3 separate regions of the Homo sapiens genome follow, and regions 1 and 2 are each linked to region 3. Evidence: read pairs that join two places in POLR2A ChIA-PET (ENCODE). Cell type or tissue: HepG2. All regions are shown on one strand. Links, peaks and the distances in the headings refer to the core of each region. The heading gives the core; the rest is flanking DNA. Region 1 has its middle 54 kb from the start of DDIAS. Region 2 overlaps LINC02951 (long intergenic non-protein coding RNA 2951). Region 3 overlaps RAB30 (RAB30, member RAS oncogene family).

Region 1 (6,237 bases), core at 815-5,814, 52 kb after region 3:
TCCTGAGCTCAAGTGATCCTCTTGCCTCAGCCTCCCAGGTAGCTGGGATTATGGGTGCATTCCACCACATTTGGCTTTGAAGGTGACTAGTTTTTAAAATATTATAAACTTATGAAATATACTTATGTATTTATAAAAATACTATATACACTATCTCTAATTTTTAAATCATTTTTTATATTCTTCCAGTAATATTCTATGCATACTAAATTATTTGTGTATCTTGACAGATATTTGTTTTACTATTTTGCTATTGCAAACAATGCTTTATGGAATATTTTTCTTTTATACTTTCTCATATATGAGTGTATTTGTGAGATAAATTCCTGGAAGTGGGATTGCTGCTTTTAAAAGAGCACATCAATTTAAAATTTTCATAAATAATGCCAATTTATTTTCCACATAATTAATACCAATTACATTCTCATTGTCTTAATCCATTTTGGGCTGCCGTAACAAAAAAAATCTGAGACTAGGTAATTTATATCTATGATAAATAAAATAAAATACATTTCTCATACTTCTGGAGGCTGGTAAGTCCAAGATCAAGGTGCTCACATCTGGTTTCTGGTGAGGGCCTTTTTGCTGCATCCTCACATGATGAAAGGACAAGTTGGAAAGCTAGCTAAATGCTACGTGAAGCCTCTTTTATATGTGCCTTAATTCTATTGATGAGGGAGGAACCCCATGGCCTAATCACCTCCTACAGATCCCACCTCTTAATACTATCACATTGGCAACACCTGAATTTTGGAGGAAACACATTCAAATCATAGCACCAATTGACACTGTATCAGTAGTAAGGCATTCTTTCAAAAAAATACTTTCAATTGGGTGGGGATGTAGGGCATAAGAGGTCAGAAAAGAAAGCTTGAATTCTTTTTGGCTGAAGGAGAATTTTTTATTATCTTTCTGTACAGAAAACTCAACAGTGTGCATTTAACTAAGCTTAGTGGCATGTTTTTTAGCCTTTGTCTTTTCTGGCTTGGCATTGTAAGCCACAGATTTTGGACCCAGGATGTTGCCTCCCCATTGATGGTGGATCTCATTATATCTGTCATTGTAATTGATCCTGAAGCTCCCAAAGTTTAGCTAAAGCTCCTTGTTTTTTCCATTTAACCTGTGTGAAGGTGACAATGATGCAGGTCCTCCTGTGGACTAAACTTCCCGGCCTTGCCTTCTCTTTGATAACACAGTAAGGGACCCCCATTTTACAACACAGGGCTGGCAGGAAGACAACCAGCTTGATGGGATCCATATCTTGTGCAGTCAGCACCAGCTGAGACTTCTTGTTCACCATTGAGTTGGTGACAGTATTAACCCCTGCTTGAAGGACAGGTGAACTCTTAGTGGGGATGTCTCCATTGCTGGCAGCATTCCTGTCAGCATGGGCCAACAATTCCTGCTTCTTCTCTTGCTTTGTCACTGGTCTGTACTCGTGGGCCAGCTTAAGAAGCTGAGCAGCTGTTAGGAGGTCCAAGGCCTGGGTAAACTGGTTAATCACAAGAGGCACTTCCAGTGACCTACAGAGGATAGTTCTTTGCTGCTGCAACCTAATATAATGAGGCCATTTGACAAAGTGAGTGAGATCCCTTTGGGGTGGATGTCCTGTCCAGTGCTAAAATTCTTAGGCCTTTTCTCAAACAGGGGAGATTCACCACTTTCTTGGCTTCTTGCTTCTTCATGACAGCAGGGGCCCCAGCCATCTTCTTCCCCTTGGTCTTATTTTGTTTTAGCATCTTGGGTGGCTAGAGAAGAGACAACAGAAAGCTCAAATTTTAACAGAGGGAGAAAGACAGGGGAAAGGTCATGGTGAAAGTGAGGAATTGAAATTGAGTAAAGATATTACAACTATAAAGCAGGTGGAAATTCAAAATGGTATATGAATAATGAAGGGGCAGAAGGAAGCAAACAGAAAATGCTGGTACTGGCAGGTGTGGTACTGTGGGAGGAGCACTGAACTTGAGAGCAAGTACCATGTTCACAGTCATTATCTTATTTAATTCTCATAGTAGCCTTAAGAGATATTGTTTCTTTTTTTTGCAGATAAGAAAGTAGAGGCCATGGAGATACAATATCTACTTCACGGGATTTTATGTGAGTTAAATGATGTAATGTATGTGATACCACCTAATAGCATATGAGATTCTTGAAGGCATAATTATCTTCAACCTAGTACAGTGCCAGGTACAATCTGGAACTGCAATTTGCTGAATATTTTTAATAAATGAAAGAACCTGGCACAGGGCCTACCACATAAGTATGTGCTCAACAATGAATGGTTATTGACTCTAAAGATTAGCAGAAAGTGGGGTGGCTGGCAAGATGGCCAAATAGGAACAGCTCTGGTCTGCAGCTCCCAGGGAGATCAACACAGAAGGTGGGTGATTTCTGCATTTCCAACTGAGGTACCATGTTCATCTCATTGGGACTGGTTGGACAGTGGGTGCAGCCCATGGAGGGTGAGCTGAAGCAGCGTGGGGCATTGCCTCACCCAGGAAGCAAAAGGGGTCAGGGGATTTCTCTCCCCCAGTCAAGGGAAGCCGTGAGAGACTGTACCAGGAGGAACGGTGCACTCTGGCCCAGATACTGCACTTTTCCCATGGCCTTCACAACCAGCAGACCAGAGATTCCCTCAGGTGCCTACGCCACCAGGGCCCTAGATTTCAAACACAAAACTGGACAGCTGTTTGGGCAGACACTGAACTAGCTGCAGGAGTTTCTTTTTTTCATACACCAGTGGCACCTGGAACACCAGTGAGATGGAACCATTCACTTCCCTGGAAAGGGGGCTGAAGCCAGGGATCCAAGTAGTCTGGCTTGGCAGGTCGCATGCCCATGGAGCCCAGCAAGCTAAGATCCACTGGCTTGAAATTCTCGCTGCTAGCACAGCAGTCTGAGGTCGCCCAGAGATGCTTGAGCTTGGTTGGGGGAGGGGCGCCCACCATTGCTGAGGCTTGAGTAGGTGGTTTTACCCTCACAGTGTAAACAAAGCCTCCAGGAAGTTCAAACTGGGCGGAGCCCACCACAGCTCAGCAAGGCTGCTGGGGCCAAACTGCCTCTCTAGATTCCTCCTCTCTGGGCAGGGCATCTCTGAAAAAAAGGCAGCAGACCCACTCAGGGACTTATAGATAAAACCCCCATCTCCCTGGGAAAGAGCACCTGGGGGAAAGGATGGCTGTGGGCACAGCTTCAGCAGACTTAAACGTCCCTGCCTGGCAGCTCTAAAGAGAGCAGCAGATCTCCCAGCACAGCGTTCAAGCTTTGAAAAGGGACAGACTGCCTCCTCAAGTGGGTCCTTGAGCTCTGTGTATCCTGTTTGGGAGACACCTCCCAGTAGGGGCTGACAGACACCTCATACGGGAGAGCTCTTGCTGGCATCTGGCGGGTGTCTCTCTGGGACAAAGCTTCCAGAGGAAGGAACAGGCAGCAATCTTTGTTGTTCTGCAGCCTCCACTGGTAATACCCAGACAAATAGGGTCTAGAGTGGACCTCCAGCAAACTCCAGCAGACCTGCAGCAGAGGGTCCTGACTGTTAGAAGGAGAACTAACAAACAGAAAGGAATAGTATCAACATCAGAAAAAAGGATGTCCACTCAGAGAACCCATGCAAAGGTCACCAACATCAAAGACCAAAGTTAGATAAATCAATGAAGATGGGGAAAAAACAGCATAAAAAGACTGAAAATTACAAAAATCAGAGTGCCTCTTCTCCAAAGGATCACAACTCCTTGCCAGCAAAGAGAACAAAACCATCCAGAACAAAACTGGACGGAGAATGAGTTTGAAGAATTGACAGAAGTAGGCTTCAGAAGGTGGGTAATAACAAACTCCTCCAAGCTGAAGGAGCATGTTCTAACTCAATGCAAGGAAGCTAAGAACCTTGAAAAAAGGTTAGAAAAATTGCTAACTAGAATAACCAGTTTAGAGAAGAACATAAATGATCTGATGGAGCTGAAAAACACAGCACGAGAACTTTGTGAAGCATATGAAAGTATCAATAGCTGAATCAATCAAGTGGAAGAAAGGATATCAGAGAATGAAGATCAATTCGATGAAATAAAGCAAGAAGATAAGATTAGAGAAAAAAGGGTGAAAAGAGATCAACAAAGCCTCTAGGAAATATGGGACTATGTGAAAAGACCAAATCTACGTTTGATTGTTATATCTGAAAGTAACAGGGAGAATGGAACCAAGTTGGAAAACACTCTTCAGGATATTATCCAGGAGAACTTCCCAAACCTAGCAAGGCAGGCCAACGTTCAAATTCAGGAAATACAGAGAACACCACAAAGATACTCCTCAAGAAGAGCAACCCCAAGACACATAATCATCAGATTCACCAAGGTTGAAATGAAGGAAAAAATTGTTAAGGGAAGCCAGAGAGAAAGGTTGGGTAACCCACAAAGGGAAGCCCATCAGACTAACAGTGGATCTCTCAGCAGAAACCCTACAAGCCAGAAGAGAGTGGGGGCCAATATTCAACATTCTTAAAGAAAAGAATTTCTAACCCAGAATTTCATATCCAGCCAAACTAAACTTTATAAGTGAAAGAGAAATAAAATCCTTTACAGACAAACAAATGCTGAGAGATTTTATCACCACCAGGCCTACCTTACAAGAGCTCCTGAAGGAAGCACTAAATATGAAAAGGAAAAACCAGTACCAGCCACTGCAAAAACATACCAAATTGTAAAGACCATCGACACTATGAAGAAACTGCATCAACTAATGGGCAAAATAATCATCTAGAATCAGAATGACAGGATCAAATTCACATATTACAATATTAACCTTAAATGTAAATGGGCTAAATGCCCCAATTAAAGGACACAGACTGGCAAATTGGATAAAGAGTCAAGACCCATTGGTATGCTGCATTCAGGAGACCCATCTCACATGCAAAACACACATAGACTCAAAATAAAGGGATGGAGGAAGATCTACCAAGCAAATGGAAAGCAAAAAAAAGCAGGGGTTGAAATCCTGGTCTCTTATAAAACAGACTTTAAACCAACAAAGATCAAAAGAGAGAAAGAAGGCCATTACATAATGGTATAGGGATCAATTCAACAAGAAGAGCTAACTCCTAAATATATATGCACCCAATACATGAGCACCTAGATTCATAAAGCAAGTTCTTAGAGACATACAAAGAGACTTAGACTCCCACACAAGAATAATAATGGCAGACTTTAACACTCCACTGTCAATATTAGACAGATCAATAAGACAGAAACTTAACAAAGATATCTAGGACTTGAACTCAGCTCTGGACCAAGCAGACATAATAGACATCTACAGAACTCTCCACCCCATATCAAAAGAATATCCATTCTTCTCAGCACATCACACTTATTCTAAAATTGACTACATAATTGGAAATAAAACACTCCTCAGCAAATATAAAAGAACAGAAATCACAACAAACTGTCTCTCAGACCACAGTGCAATCAAACTAGAACTCAAGATTGAGAAACTCACTCAAAATTGCACAACTACATGGAAACTGAACAACCTGCTCCTGAATGACTACTGGGTAAATAAAGAAATGAAGGCAGAAATAAAGATGTTCTTTGAAACCAATGAGAACAAATACACAACGTACCAGAATCTCTGGGATGCATTTAAAGCAGTGTGTAGAGGGAAATTTATAGAACTAAATGGCCACAAGAGAAAGCAGGAAAGATCTAAAATCAACACCCTAACATCACAATTAAAAGAACTAGAGAAGCAACAGCAAACAAATTCAAAAGCTAGCAGAAGACAAGAAATAACTAAGATCAGAGCAGAACTGAAGGAGACAGAGAAACAAAAAACCCTTCAAAAAAATCAGTGAATCCAGGCGCTGGTTTTTTGAAAAAATCAAGAAAACAGACTATTAGCAAAACTAATAAAGAAGAAAAGAGAGAAGAATCAAATAGATGCAATAAAAAATGATAAAGGGGATCTCACCACTGATCCCACAGAAATACAGCTACCATCAGGGAATACTATAAACACCTCTATGCAAATAAACTAGAAAATCTAGAAGAAACGGATACATTCCTGGACACATACATCCTCCCAAGACTAAACCAGGAAGAAGTTGAATCTCTGAATAGACCAATAACAGGTTCTGAAATTGAGGCAGTAATTAATAGCTTACCAGTCAAAAAAGGTCCAGGACCAGACGAATTCACAGCTGAATCCCACCAGAGGTACAAAGAGGAGCTGGTACTATTCCTTCTGAAACTA
Region 2 (6,237 bases), core at 740-5,739, 86 kb before region 3:
CACTGCACTCCAACCTGGGGGACAGAGCGAGACTCCATCTCAAAAAAATAAAATAAAATTTTAAAATCTTTTTTTTCTCTTTTTCTTACTTTTGTGGAGGTGCATATCTTGGTAGAATGTTTCTTGAAGGCACTTGACAAATGTAGATTCTGCCTTTGTATGGACAGGCCATACTCTCAAAGGTTCAGATATACTTAGCTCTTCTGATTTCCTGGAATATCATGTTGTACCTTTCTCATGTCACTCATAAGTGAATCTGGGCCAAGCATTGCTAAAAATTGGATTGTTTATTCCCACTTTATGGCCACAGGTCTTGTTGCTGAGACTACTGATCTCCAAAGTGGAATGTGCTCACTCTAGAGGTATACAAGATAATTCACTGAAGTGTGGTAAGAATTTTCATAGCTTCTACTTAGGTTTATCATGAGAAAATTAAGCCCTATTCATCCATATGGATTGAGGTTGGCATCCCCACATTGTTTCTATATTTGACGCTCACATCAGATGAGATACAAATGGAGTTTCTTTCTTTGAGCATTAGTGACATATTGTGGTTCAAAAGGGGATTTATGGATTTTTAAAATCTAACTTTAACAAAATGAAATATTACAAAGTGAATAATTGGTTTTAAAAAATTGCTGGGAAAAAGAAAACCCTGTGAATTGAAGATGATACATAGGATCCCCCACTCTCAAATGGCAGAACTGACACTTTTACTTAGTATGATCCCTTCATCAGTCACATTATGAAGTTAAATACAATGATTAACAAAATCTGACCAGCTGACTCAAAACATCCAAAACTATTAAAAAATCTATTTGAAATACAGTATTAATTTGTATCCACTTAATAACAAGATACAGAAACCTAAGTATATATTTTCCCTGAGATAAAAGTTTATTCATTTTCATTGTATTCCTTCAAACTTTTTGTTTACATTTCATAATGTATATTTTATATTAGCCCAATAGTGGATGTGTATAACTTATAAAGTAATATACATATATTGGGGGTATATGCTCAAATTAAGTGTACTTAATTTGAGATTATTGATTTAGACAAACAACTCTACCTTTCTCCAGTTGAGAGTTCTAGCCTGTGAACATAGCAGTGATTAGTACCTAATGATCATGCAGTTAAGAATTGGTTGCTATTATTACTATTAGGTTTGGTTCTAAAGCCCAAAAAGGTACAGATGATTCGGATGCAGACATATCATTTATATAGAACCCCCACCATTTTGCCTCAAGTAAACAACATAATCTGTCTCTCTGGAGACAGTTTCTTTGTTTGCAGCTATAAAATTTGCTGCAGTTGTAATGCTGGATCTAAGAGGCTGTCATATTGACTTGAGGAATTCCAGAAAGGCCTCCCTGTAACCCTTTTCTTCTAGTGTGACTTAGGGAAACCCAGAAAGAACTCCCTTAACTCCTCCACCAGCAAAGGCTTCCTTCCTCATTCTCACCTGAAGCCCCATTATTAGCATTTATTCCTGTGAAGGGGACTACCTTCACTTCATGCCCAGAGTTCACCTATTCCATTCTGTTCTCCCAAGCACCTAGTGTAAAACTCAACGACAGCACTTTGACTGTAGGTACAGTCCTTCCTCCATAACTGTGGGGAGTTGGTTCCAGGACTCTCCTCTTTTTTTTTTTTTTTTTGAGACAGTCTCTGGCTCTGTTGCCCAGGCTGGAGTAGAGTGGTGCTATCATAGCTGACTGTAACCTCAAACTCTTTCCCCTTGAAATCTGCAGATGTTCAAGTCCCTTATATAAAATGGCATAACAGCCTGGGCACCACAGTGAGACCCCATCTCTACAAAAAAAATTAAAAATTAAAAATTAGCTGGATGTGATGGCACATGCCTGTAGTCTCAGCTACTTGGGAGGCTGAAGCAGGAAGATCACTCAAGTTCAGGAAAGAGTTCGAGGTTACAGTCAGCTATGATAGCACCACTCTACTCCAGCCTGGGCAACAGAGCAAGAGACTGTCTCAAAAAAAAAAAAAAAAAAAGGTATAATATTTGCATATAACATATGACATCCTCTTGTATACTTTATTATTATTATTACTTTTGAGACAGGGTCTTACTCTGTCACCCAGGCTGGAGTGCAGTGGCGTGATTACAGCTTACTGCAGCCTCGATCTCTGAGGCTCAAGTGATTCTCCCACCTCACTCTCCCGAGTAGCTGGGACCACAGGCATGCACCAACACATCTGGCTAATTTTTGTATTTTTTGTAGAGACAGGGTTTCATCTTGTTGCTCAGGCTGGTCTCAAACTCCTGGGCTCAAGGGATCCACCCACCTTGGCCTCCCAAAAAGCTGGGATTACAGGCATAAGCCACTGTGTCCAGACTCTCTTGTATACTTTAAACCATCTCTACATTACTTATAATACCTAATACAATGTAAAAGCTATGTAAGTAGTTGTTATACTATATTTTAAAATTTGTATTTTTTAGTTGTTTTATTATTTGTTTTTTCCCCAATATTTTAAATCCATTTTTGGTTGAATCCATGGATGCAGAACGTGAGGCTAGATGGGCCAGCTGTACTTGTTTATGTGTCTGCCTGCCTGCTGAATACCATGCTTCCGTGGGGATAAATGCTACCTTATTCATAGGCTTCAGAATTAGACAGTGCTGACTATATGATCTTAGGCATGTTGCTAATCCTCTCTTGGCCCATGATCTCATCTATAATATAGGAAAATACTTCATAGAGCTGTTGTGAGCATAAAATGAGACAATATTTTTTAAAAAGTTTGGCTCATTTTAGGTGTTCAACAAAAATTATTGCTATTTTCTCCATCCATCTACCCAACACAATAATAAATGCCTTTTGAATGCCTGTTAAGTGAAAACATGATGAATCAATTTATTTTGTTTAAGTGCTGAGATCGTCTTATAAAATAGAAGTTTTCAATGAATAATGACTATTGGATAGGAAAGTATTTGAAGGAAAAATTTAAAAAATGAATAATGACTAATGTTTCAAGAGTGTTTACTACATCTCAGGTACTGTGGTATACATTTTTGTTTAATCCTCACGACAACCATATGAAGTAGGTACTCTATAACTAAAATCCCCATTTCACGAACAAGAAAACTGAGGTCTAGTAATTTATCTACAGCTGAGTGGTGAAGTCAAGATTAGATTTCAGTTCTATCTGACTCTAGGACCCATATACTTAACTGTTGTTGTATTGCAGAATACTTAAGGTTTAAATACTCAGTTTTCAGCCCTGCTTAGGGCTGGCTCTGTGTTTTATTGCCAAACTCAAAACAAGCTGTATATATTTGGATTAGAGCAAACATTGCCTAGGGCTTTCACAAACACCTCATGGAGACCATCCTGTTCCCTCCCCCACAAGACTGTGCCTTCGGAAAAGCAATGTGCTTAGTAGCACCAGGAATCAGATCCTTTGAAGTATACAGCCCATGAAATCAACCTGCCTGGACTTTGGCCCATCTGCCAGCTCTGAGTCAGCTGGCAGGAAAAAGGGCCAGAGGCTCAGATGTAATCAGTTCCTAAACAGGCCCAACTACACCACCTCCACCTTCTTCAGCCTCTCTTATCCTTCCAACCTGATTTCACCACAAGAAACCTGTTTGTGAGGGAGGGCACCACATCTCTCAGAAGTGGTCCAGTGTTTCCCCATTAATGCCTCCCTCATTAACTCCCTGCCATGGACAGCCATACTTAGATCATAAACAACAGAAAATATTAATGCTAATTAATTCTGGAGGCACTGGCAGTCTGTTGGAATAGAGTGCAGACTTTGGAGTCAAATCAGCCAGGTTTCAAAGTCCCAGCTTTCCAATAGTGCTGGGCAAATTGTATAATCTCTAAATTTCAGTTTTCTTATTGACAAATTAGGGAACAAGAATACTACCAGTATTTTAAGGAGTTGTTATAAAGATTAAATGAGAAATATGAATGATGTGCATGTAATGCCCTTGGAACAGTGCCTTTGCTCATAGTAAGCATTCAAATGTTAGCTACAAATGGTGTGGCTTGTGGCAAGTGAACAATGGAGATTCTATCACTCTCCATCCAGAAAGTTTATGTAAAAATTTAAGAGCCCCTGGTGTATAGTAAGTACTCAAAACATTAATCCATTTGATCAACGAACTCCGTTTCCCACTTTAATAATAATAGTAAACAACTGGAGTTTCTAACATCACAAACCTAGGTGAGAGTCAGTTTTGCAGTCATGTATAAAAGGGAAACCAGTATTGAAGATTAGGCAAGCATCCAAATAGCTGTTCTGGCTAGACTATATTAGGCCTAAAGATTCTATAGCAAGGTAGGCTGGGCGTGGTGGCTCACACCTGTAATCCCAGCACCTTGGGAGGCCGAGGTGGGCAGATCACGAGGTCAGGAGATCAAGACCATCCTGGCTAACATGGGAAAACCCCGTCTCTACTAAAAATACAAAAAAAAAAAAAAAATTAGCTGGGCGTGGTGGTGGGCACCTGTAATCCCAGCTACTCGGGCGGTTGAGGCAGGAGAATGGCATGAACCCAGGAGGCGGAGCTTGCAGTAAGCGGAGCTTGCGCCACTGCACTCCAGCCTGGGCGACAGAGCTAGACTCCGTCTAAAAAAAAAAAAGATTCTATAGCAAGGTAAGGACCAGGTGGATACTTAGACAACTTTGTAATTTACACAGCACTTAGTTTTCCTTTCACCAATGTGACCTTCACAACTTTATGGGGTAGTTCTCATATCATATTTGGAATTTTTAAAGAATACTTGTTTTACATGTCATTCTCCTCCACTAAAAGACAAGAAAATTTTTTTCCTCATCTTCTTCTATCCAGATAAAATTTCACATACAAGGGCAATGGTCTAGCAGAGTTTAAAGTGAGTTTTTTTTCTTTTTCTTCTTCTTGAGACAGAGTCTCACTCTATTGCCCAGGCTGGAGTGCAGTGGTGTGATCTTGATCCACTGCAACCTTGGCTCACTGCAACCTCTGCCTCCCAGGTTCAAGTGATTCTCATGCTTCAGCCTCCCGAGCAGCTGGAATTACAGGTGTGTGCCACCATGCCAGGCTAATTTTTGTATTTTTAGTAGAGACGGGGTTTGTCGTGTTGGCCAGGCTGGTCTCCAACTCCTGACCTCAGGTGATCCACCTGCCTCGGCCTCCCAAAGTGCTGGGATTACAGGCCTGAGCAACCACGCTTGGCCTCAAAGTGAGTTCTGAATGGGGAGAGGTACAAAAAGAAATAGGAATCATTCCACCTAGAAAGCCAGACATATGCTACCCATGAGATAATTTATCTGTAAAATCGCATAATTTGTACTTCAAAAGACTAAAAAAGATAAAGTATATAATGCTGCTGATCTTTTGGTTGTAGTACATATTAATGAACCTAAAAGCAAATTGGATGGAATTTCCACTCATAAAAAGGAAGACTGAACATGACCATTTGTTAATGGTCAAGAGGCATGGTGTGATTTTCTCAAGTCTATAAAGGACCAATAAAGCATGGCAGAACCATATAGCACTATAAATTAATGGAACTATGCTTTTAGTCTACCTGGATACCCAGAGATGTTTCCAGGGCTGAGTTCTTGGGTCATGTGAATGGATTACAGAGGGGCTGCAAACAGTTTAAAATCATGGGTTTTACACAAATATAGATGTGGGAATGGTTAGAGTGAGGGGAGGGACTTGGCTGTTTCCTTTTGTGTGTGGCAGGGGAGGGAGGTAACATCCTGGATGTAGCCATAGCTTTTATAAAATTTTTATAAGTCCATGGATCCAAAACATTAAGAAACACTACTATATGCATGATAAAAATCCCTACTTATTCAATAAACATTCACCAAACACTTACTACATAGAGACATTATGCTGTCTTTGTCCTCATAATGGAGGATAACATGCAAAACAAAAATTCTGAATAATTCCAGTGATTTATGGCATGAAGTCATTTTTTTCTTCTTGCTATCAATACAAGCAGACTCCCTTTGTGATGTCTTTCTACCTGCTTATCTCAATGATCTAAAGAAGATCCATGTTATAAAGTGTCTAACACATAGTAGATCCTCAAATGTTAGTTCCTTGCCTTTCACTTATCAATTTAAAGCCACATTTATCTTCTCCCCTTCTTCCTCTCTCTAGTGTTTCTTTTAATTTTTATTGAAATGAGATCCTGCTGTAGGAATATGTTATCCAGAGTCAGAGCAGGAGGCATGGTGTGATTTTACCATATCTATGCACCTATA
Region 3 (6,237 bases), core at 380-5,379:
CTCACCACCCAGAGGTAAGAATTTTAAAAATTTATTTCCTTCTAAGTATTTATTTATTTATTTTTGTTTTTTAGAGACAGGATTTCACTCTGTCTGGAGTGCAATGGCGTGATCACAGTTCACAGTAATGCCTAACTTCTAGGCTCAAGAGATCTTCCCACATCAGCCTCCTGAGTAGCTAGGAGCATAGACATATGACACCACACCTGGCTAATTTTTAAATTTCTTGTAGAGGTTGGGTCTTGCTGTGTTGCCTGGGCTGGTCTCAAACTCCTGGCCTCAAGCGATCCTTCCTTCTTGCCCTCCCAAAGCACTGGGATAACAGGCACAAGCCACCACGCCCAGTCCAAGTATTTATTTCATAATGCTGTATCATGTGGCTTCTCTGTTAGCCCTTCTCTATTGGTATATAGAGGTTTTACTTCTCCCTCCATCTTGGGGGTCATCTTAGCCAGATGTGGTGGCCCACACCTGTAATCCCAGCACTTTGAAAGTCCAAGGCAGGAGGATCACTTGAGGGCAGGAGTTCAAGACCAGCCTGGACAACATAGTGAGACCACATCTCTACAGAAAGTAAAAGTAAGTAAATAGGTAAATCTTTGTGCACATTTAGGAAGCATTCTGTAGGAAAATTCCCAGAAGCAGAATTTTCCTCTTGCTGGGTTGAAGTGTGTGGACCTTGTGAAGGCTTTTGATGAGTATTGAAAGGCTTTTGATGAGTATTGAAAAGTTGCTATTGAGGAAAGTTGTGCCTCTTTCTACTTCACCTGTTAATGTTTGGATGCCATTCCTGCCTTCAGTAGGTTAACACCAGTGGCCATTTATTTATCTGTTTATCTTGAAATAAGTTTGGACCTCTCTGGTCTTTTGTTATTTGTTTTTATTTTATTTTATTTTATTTTATTTATTTTTGGTGTTTTTGGCTCCCTGGGCATGTTGTTCCTGGGATTAAAATCCCAGAATTTATATTTTCTTTAGGATTTCCCTCAGGTTCCATCTGTTGCTAAATTTTACACATCCACATCTTCCACCCAGCTCTCAAACTGTACCCTGCAGCATGGTTACAGAATTCTTGATTTCATAGACTTTTTGAAATCTGGAACTCTTTGAAAGAGACTACTTATTTTGGCTTAAAAATTTCCCCGTTTTTGGCCGGGCGCGGTGGCTCACGCCTGTAATTCCAGCACTTTGGGAGGCCGAGGCGGGCGGATTGCCTGAGGTCAGAAGTTTGAGAACAGCCTGGCGAACATGGTGAAACCCAGTCTCTACTAAAAATATGAAAATTAGCCAGGCATGGTGGCGGGTGCCTGTAATCCCAGCTACTTGGGAGGCTGAGACAGAATTGCTTGAACCTGGGGTGTGGAGGTTGCAGTGAGCTGGGATCTCACCATTGTACTTCAGCCTGGGTGATGAGAAACTCTGCTCAAAAAAAAAAAAAAGGTTTCCCGCTTTTTGGCCATTTCTTTAATAAATACTTGTTGAATTCAACTTTAAGGAGCTCAGGGTTCATTGTTATGTGATGGAGTCTAACGTATATGGGAATTGAAGAGAGGTGAATTTGGGCCAGATTATGAAGAGCCTTGTTACACCATCCTACCTAAGGAGTTGAACTGCATCCTCAAGGCTGATAATTAGTTGGCACTTTTGGGAAAACACTTCGTAGACTGGCTGCAGGGAGCCTGGTTAGAAGTCCACAGTAGGCTGGGTGGGGGAGAGCTGACTAGTCCCTGAGCCATGTTGGTGCAGTGGGGACAGGGGTTAAGCAGGGGTGTATTCAAGCAGGCCTTGGTGACAGATAGGTTATGGTATGCTGTGTGAGTGTGTGTGCATGTGTGTGCGTCCATCCCTGCTGAGGGAAAATTTGTACCCTATCTTCTGCATAAGAATTTGCCATGATACAGGAATTTGCCAGGATAATGCACTGGAAAACACTTAGGAAACTAAAAGTGCTCTATAGATGTAAAAACATTGATAGTAACAGTATGTAAGAAATTCTGCCCAATGGGGTTGATTCAAGGATGCAATAATGGCCTGGTGTGTGTAAAGCTCTAGACAAGTAGTCATTCTTTTGCTTGACACAGGACCTGTCACAAACTTGGGAGAGTTCTTTTTTTGTCTTCATCTATTCAGGTTGCTGAGCATGTGGACACTTGCTTCCCTCTCACTTTTTCTCCTGCTTCCAGTGAGGAGGGAATCTGAACAGCTGAAGGAGGGGTCCAGCCTAGTGTGACAGTCTTCCAACAGGGAGAAGACATCTCTGTTCCTGGTAGGCCTCTGATCTCCGGGGCAGAGGACCATCAGGGGAAAGACTTGAGCCCAGTTCTGAGCCGTGGCCCTGACCTCTGGCTCCCTGGCCAGGCTGCTTTGTGTGTTCAGCCCGGTGGGAGGAGACTGAATAAGCTGATAAGAAGGTTCTTCCGGTCCAGCCAAGCAGGCGCAGGGAAGCTTCTGCAGAGGAAAGATTAGACACGGTCCCTGATTTAGAGAATACAAGGGGGAAGGCAATGGGGCAAAGCCCAGAGCTCTTTGCAGTGGTATTGTTTATTGTTGGAGGAGGACAACAGAGGGAGCCCCACCTGCTTGTGCAGAAGACAGAAACAGCAAGTTGGGTCTGCAAGTGCCTTTTTTAGGGCAGTTTAACAAACATGTTTTGCAGACAGAAGTCTCCAACTTGGAAGGGGGTCGATGAGTGGGAAGGGTATCCTTTTTCTTCCCCCAGGAAACAAAGCAGGAGTATTTCCAGGCACATCTGAGCCTCTTTGTCAAGCACCTGCTCCCAGGTGCTGTGGTACGAAACAAATTAGCCCCGCCTGGGGAGTTAACTGAGTGGGTCCTAAGCGGTGGCCTCTTCCCTTCTCTTCTCACCTATATGTGGAAAACCAAATCTGTGCTTAGTGTAGGGATGCTCCCCATGGCCAGCTTCTCACTATGGCAGAAAGAGCACCAGAAGATAATTCAGGTGTTTGCTTGGGTTAATGCTGATGAAATGCTGCTTTGTGGAATCATTCTCATGTTTGGAATCCCAAATCCGTTTTGTATTTCTAGGAATTAGGAAAATATCAAACATAATATATGAAGAATAAAATAAAATATTTGATTGTCTTGATTTTTGAAAATAGTATTATGGAGGTCTCAGGCCTGCTTTATTTTTCATTTTCATTTTTACTTTTTGCATATCTTGAAAAGTATTCTAAGGGCTGCTTCTGAGCTCCTTCCTCCTAACTCCACCCCCAATCCATGGCATGTGTTCATGCCAGCCACCCCTGACAGTTTTGTCTGTGGCCTTGCCCAATGGAGATTTATATGTGCAGATCTTATTTGTCCTGGCAGCAGCTCTGATTTGGAGTCAGGGGACCTGTGTTTGCTCTTCTGGCTCTGTTGCTTACATGCTGCGTGGCCTGAGGCAAGTCACTATCTTGGTTTCAAATCTCATTTCTGTAAAATGGGGAGAAAAAGATGAGCTCCTTCTGCTTCCTCAGAAATGTTCTGTGTCAGAGTGAAGTGAGAGTAATTTCTAAGCTGTAAGAATGTGTGAGAGTTTTGTTTTTATTCATGACACAAGCAAGCTATTGTTTGATCCATTGGTTTTGGCTGCCATACTGTGGATACTTGGTTTTGAGGGAAGTTGGTCTGAAAGAATGAATCCTCCTTGTAGAGACTCACTGTGCTGAGACATGGTTTAGAGAAAGCAGTGATACACACAATGAACTGGAAAAGCAACTCCAGAGTCTGGGTGGGACATTCCTTCCTGGGGTCCCTGTCCCATGAAGGGGTGCAGCTGGGCAAAGAGAAAGACACAAAGATTGAAACAGAGTACCCCAAATAGATTTTTTTTTAAACAGGGCCTCTCTCCCTGTATTAGGAAAACTGTCTTGCTTTTGAAGCACTACTATAGACTGAATAAAAAGGCAGAGTATAATTTAAGAGTTGGAGGTTATCTTCTTTCCTAGAAAGAGCTAAATATTATAGCCTCCCCAGGGGCAACTACTGTTGCCAGTTTCTTTTGTGTCATTCCAAAAATATCTTGTGCCTATACAGATATAGAATCATATGCCCCCGCCCTTTCTTCATACTGTAAACACACCATTCTTTGCCTTGCTTCTTTCATTTAATACATCTTGCAGATATCCATAGCAGGCTGTGTGGTGGTCCATTGTTGTATGGCTACCTTAATCTATATAACCATTTTCTGCTAATGGACTTTTAGGTTGTTTTTATAATTGCTATTCCAAATACTGTTGTAATAAATATCCTACTACATGTGCCTTTGTGAGTATAAATGTGATAGATTCCTAGAAGTGCAATTGCTGGGTCAGAGGGTTTGTAATAGCGTTTTTAGCTTTAAATCAATAGTGCTCTCCATAGAGGTTGCATTGATTTACCTCCCACCAGTAGTATACAAGTGCCCCATTTCTCCATAGTGTCACCAGTACAGGATAAACTTGGCCAATCTGAGATGAATGGCCTCTTATTATAACTACATATAGTTAAAATTATAATTTATAAGTATAAATTTACTATAGTTTGAATTTACTTTTGTAAGATTGATCAGTTTTTTAAAAAAAAAAATGTAAGTGCTATTTTTATTCCTTTCTTGTGAATTATCTGCTCATGTCCTTAGCCTATTTTTTCTAGTCGGTTATTGAATTTTTCTTATTCATTTTGTAGGAACTTTTTATGCATGTAATCAATTAGACCTTAATAATATATATTGCAGTCAGTTCTTCATTTTTATTGTTTTGCCATACAGAATTTTTGAAACATTTAGTGAAATTTCTCAGCCTTTTTACTTTATAGCCTTGATTTTGAGTAATTCTTAGAAAGCCTTCTCTACTTTAAGGTTTTATATATATGTATATATATAATGTTTTCTTCTAGTACTTTTATGCCTTCAGTTTTTTAGATCCAAACTTTGAATCCATCCAGAATTTATTTTAGTATAAGGAGTGAGACAGACCTCCAACTTAATTTTTTTCCACAAAGACCTGGGTTTTGAATCCAGGCACTTTTACTCATTAGCTGTTTGATTTTTGAACTAATTAATCTCTCTGAACCTCAGTTTTCTTATCTGTATAATGGGAATATTAATACCCATTTGATGGCCTACTGAAAAGATTAAATAAGATTACATGTGGAAAACATTTAGCACCGTTCCTAGCACACAGTGTGTTCAAATCATGGTCCAAATGGCCAGGAACCTGGGGACACATAGTGTGTTCTGGCAGAGGAGAAATTCTAGGTAGCCAGGATACAGAGGCCACCTTGTGACTCACCAGTGTGTCAGAGTAAGTAAGTCACTTCATTACCTAAACCCTCAGTTTCCTCACTTGCAGAATGAATGATTAGAGCTTTCTCTTGAGGTTGTTGGGAGGTCCAGATTAGATAATGTCTGTGAAAGAATTTTGTAAACTATAAAGGGCAATGTAAAAATGCTGGAGTTTACAGTCTGGTGAATAAGGAGCAGCCACAGCACAGGTGGGTGTTTGACATTTGTGGCCAAGGAGAATAATTAACTTGCAATAACATGAAATTAGCAGCTGATGTAAAGCAAGTGAGCTTGTAGCAGTTGATTATAGTAATGGTTAGTAATTGCCTCCTAGTAATTAAGCAATAATGAGCTTCCAGGGACAGAACCTTGTTAGGCGGAAAGATGGATGAAAGGCTTTCAATTCAGTGTACACTTACTGAACACAGCAGTGGGACAAGCAGAGACAGGTGTCTTGTTGAGGTACAGTCTTTGTCCTTAAGGATAGTAGGGGGTGAGAGACACATAAAGCATGGCTCCTTCCATGGGCCTGACACACATGTGGGGATATACTTGGAGGAAGGTCCACAGTGCTCTGGGATCATCAAAGAGGGTGAGATTCACCTGCTGAGCCCCCGTGCCAGTCTGAACCCACCCTCCAGAGTCTGACCCAGATTCTAAAGAACCCCTATGATGCCTTCTTGAAGTTTTACTTGCCCTTTTTTATTCCTCTGGTTGTTTTGGATTTATCAGGGATATCTTGTTTCTCATGCCCTGCCCATCGCCCTCCACAGCTTCTGGGCAAGCATGGTGTTATGCCTAGGGCCTCTATTTCTACTGTGACCTGAGTACTCAGATGGGATGTCCAGTTCATTTTGAATTTCAGGTAAACAACAAACTTTAAAATATGTCTCATGCAATATTTGGAACAAATTTATATTAAAGTGTATTTGTTGACATCTGACCATCTGAAACTGAAATTTGACATGGTC

What was found. ChIA-PET counts read pairs that join two places held together with the same protein. Peaks named below come from ENCODE experiments on the same cell type or tissue, not always from the same donor. Only the 100,000 strongest peaks of a DNase experiment are listed, where the experiment ranks them.
Region 1: POLR2A ChIA-PET joins it to region 3 with 10 read pairs; 11 of 35 experiments call an interaction of 5 or more read pairs at or near these places.
Region 2: POLR2A ChIA-PET joins it to region 3 with 10 read pairs; 7 of 35 experiments call an interaction of 5 or more read pairs at or near these places.

The regions. Positions count from the first base shown.
Region 1 is chr11:82,952,925-82,959,161 of GRCh38, reverse strand. It overlaps the pseudogene RPL7AP54. Among named protein-coding and RNA genes, the nearest start is that of DDIAS, 54 kb to the right of the region's middle. In HepG2, for the core only: no CTCF peak of the experiment used is centred there; a DNase peak (open chromatin) is centred at 2,931.
Region 2 is chr11:83,090,221-83,096,457 of GRCh38, reverse strand. It overlaps LINC02951 (long intergenic non-protein coding RNA 2951), which reads left to right. Exons shown (of 3, transcript NR_186233.1): 2 at 311-389. Among named protein-coding and RNA genes, the nearest start is that of LINC02951, 3.9 kb to the left of the region's middle. In HepG2, for the core only: no CTCF peak of the experiment used is centred there; a DNase peak (open chromatin) is centred at 3,407; H3K4me3 peaks cover 344 bases.
Region 3 is chr11:83,004,279-83,010,515 of GRCh38, reverse strand. All of the region lies in intron 1 of RAB30 (RAB30, member RAS oncogene family), which reads left to right. Among named protein-coding and RNA genes, the nearest start is that of SNORA70E, 34 kb to the left of the region's middle. RefSeq lists an enhancer at 2,590-2,649. In HepG2, for the core only: no CTCF peak of the experiment used is centred there; DNase peaks (open chromatin) are centred at 1,785 and 2,425; H3K4me3 peaks cover 600 bases.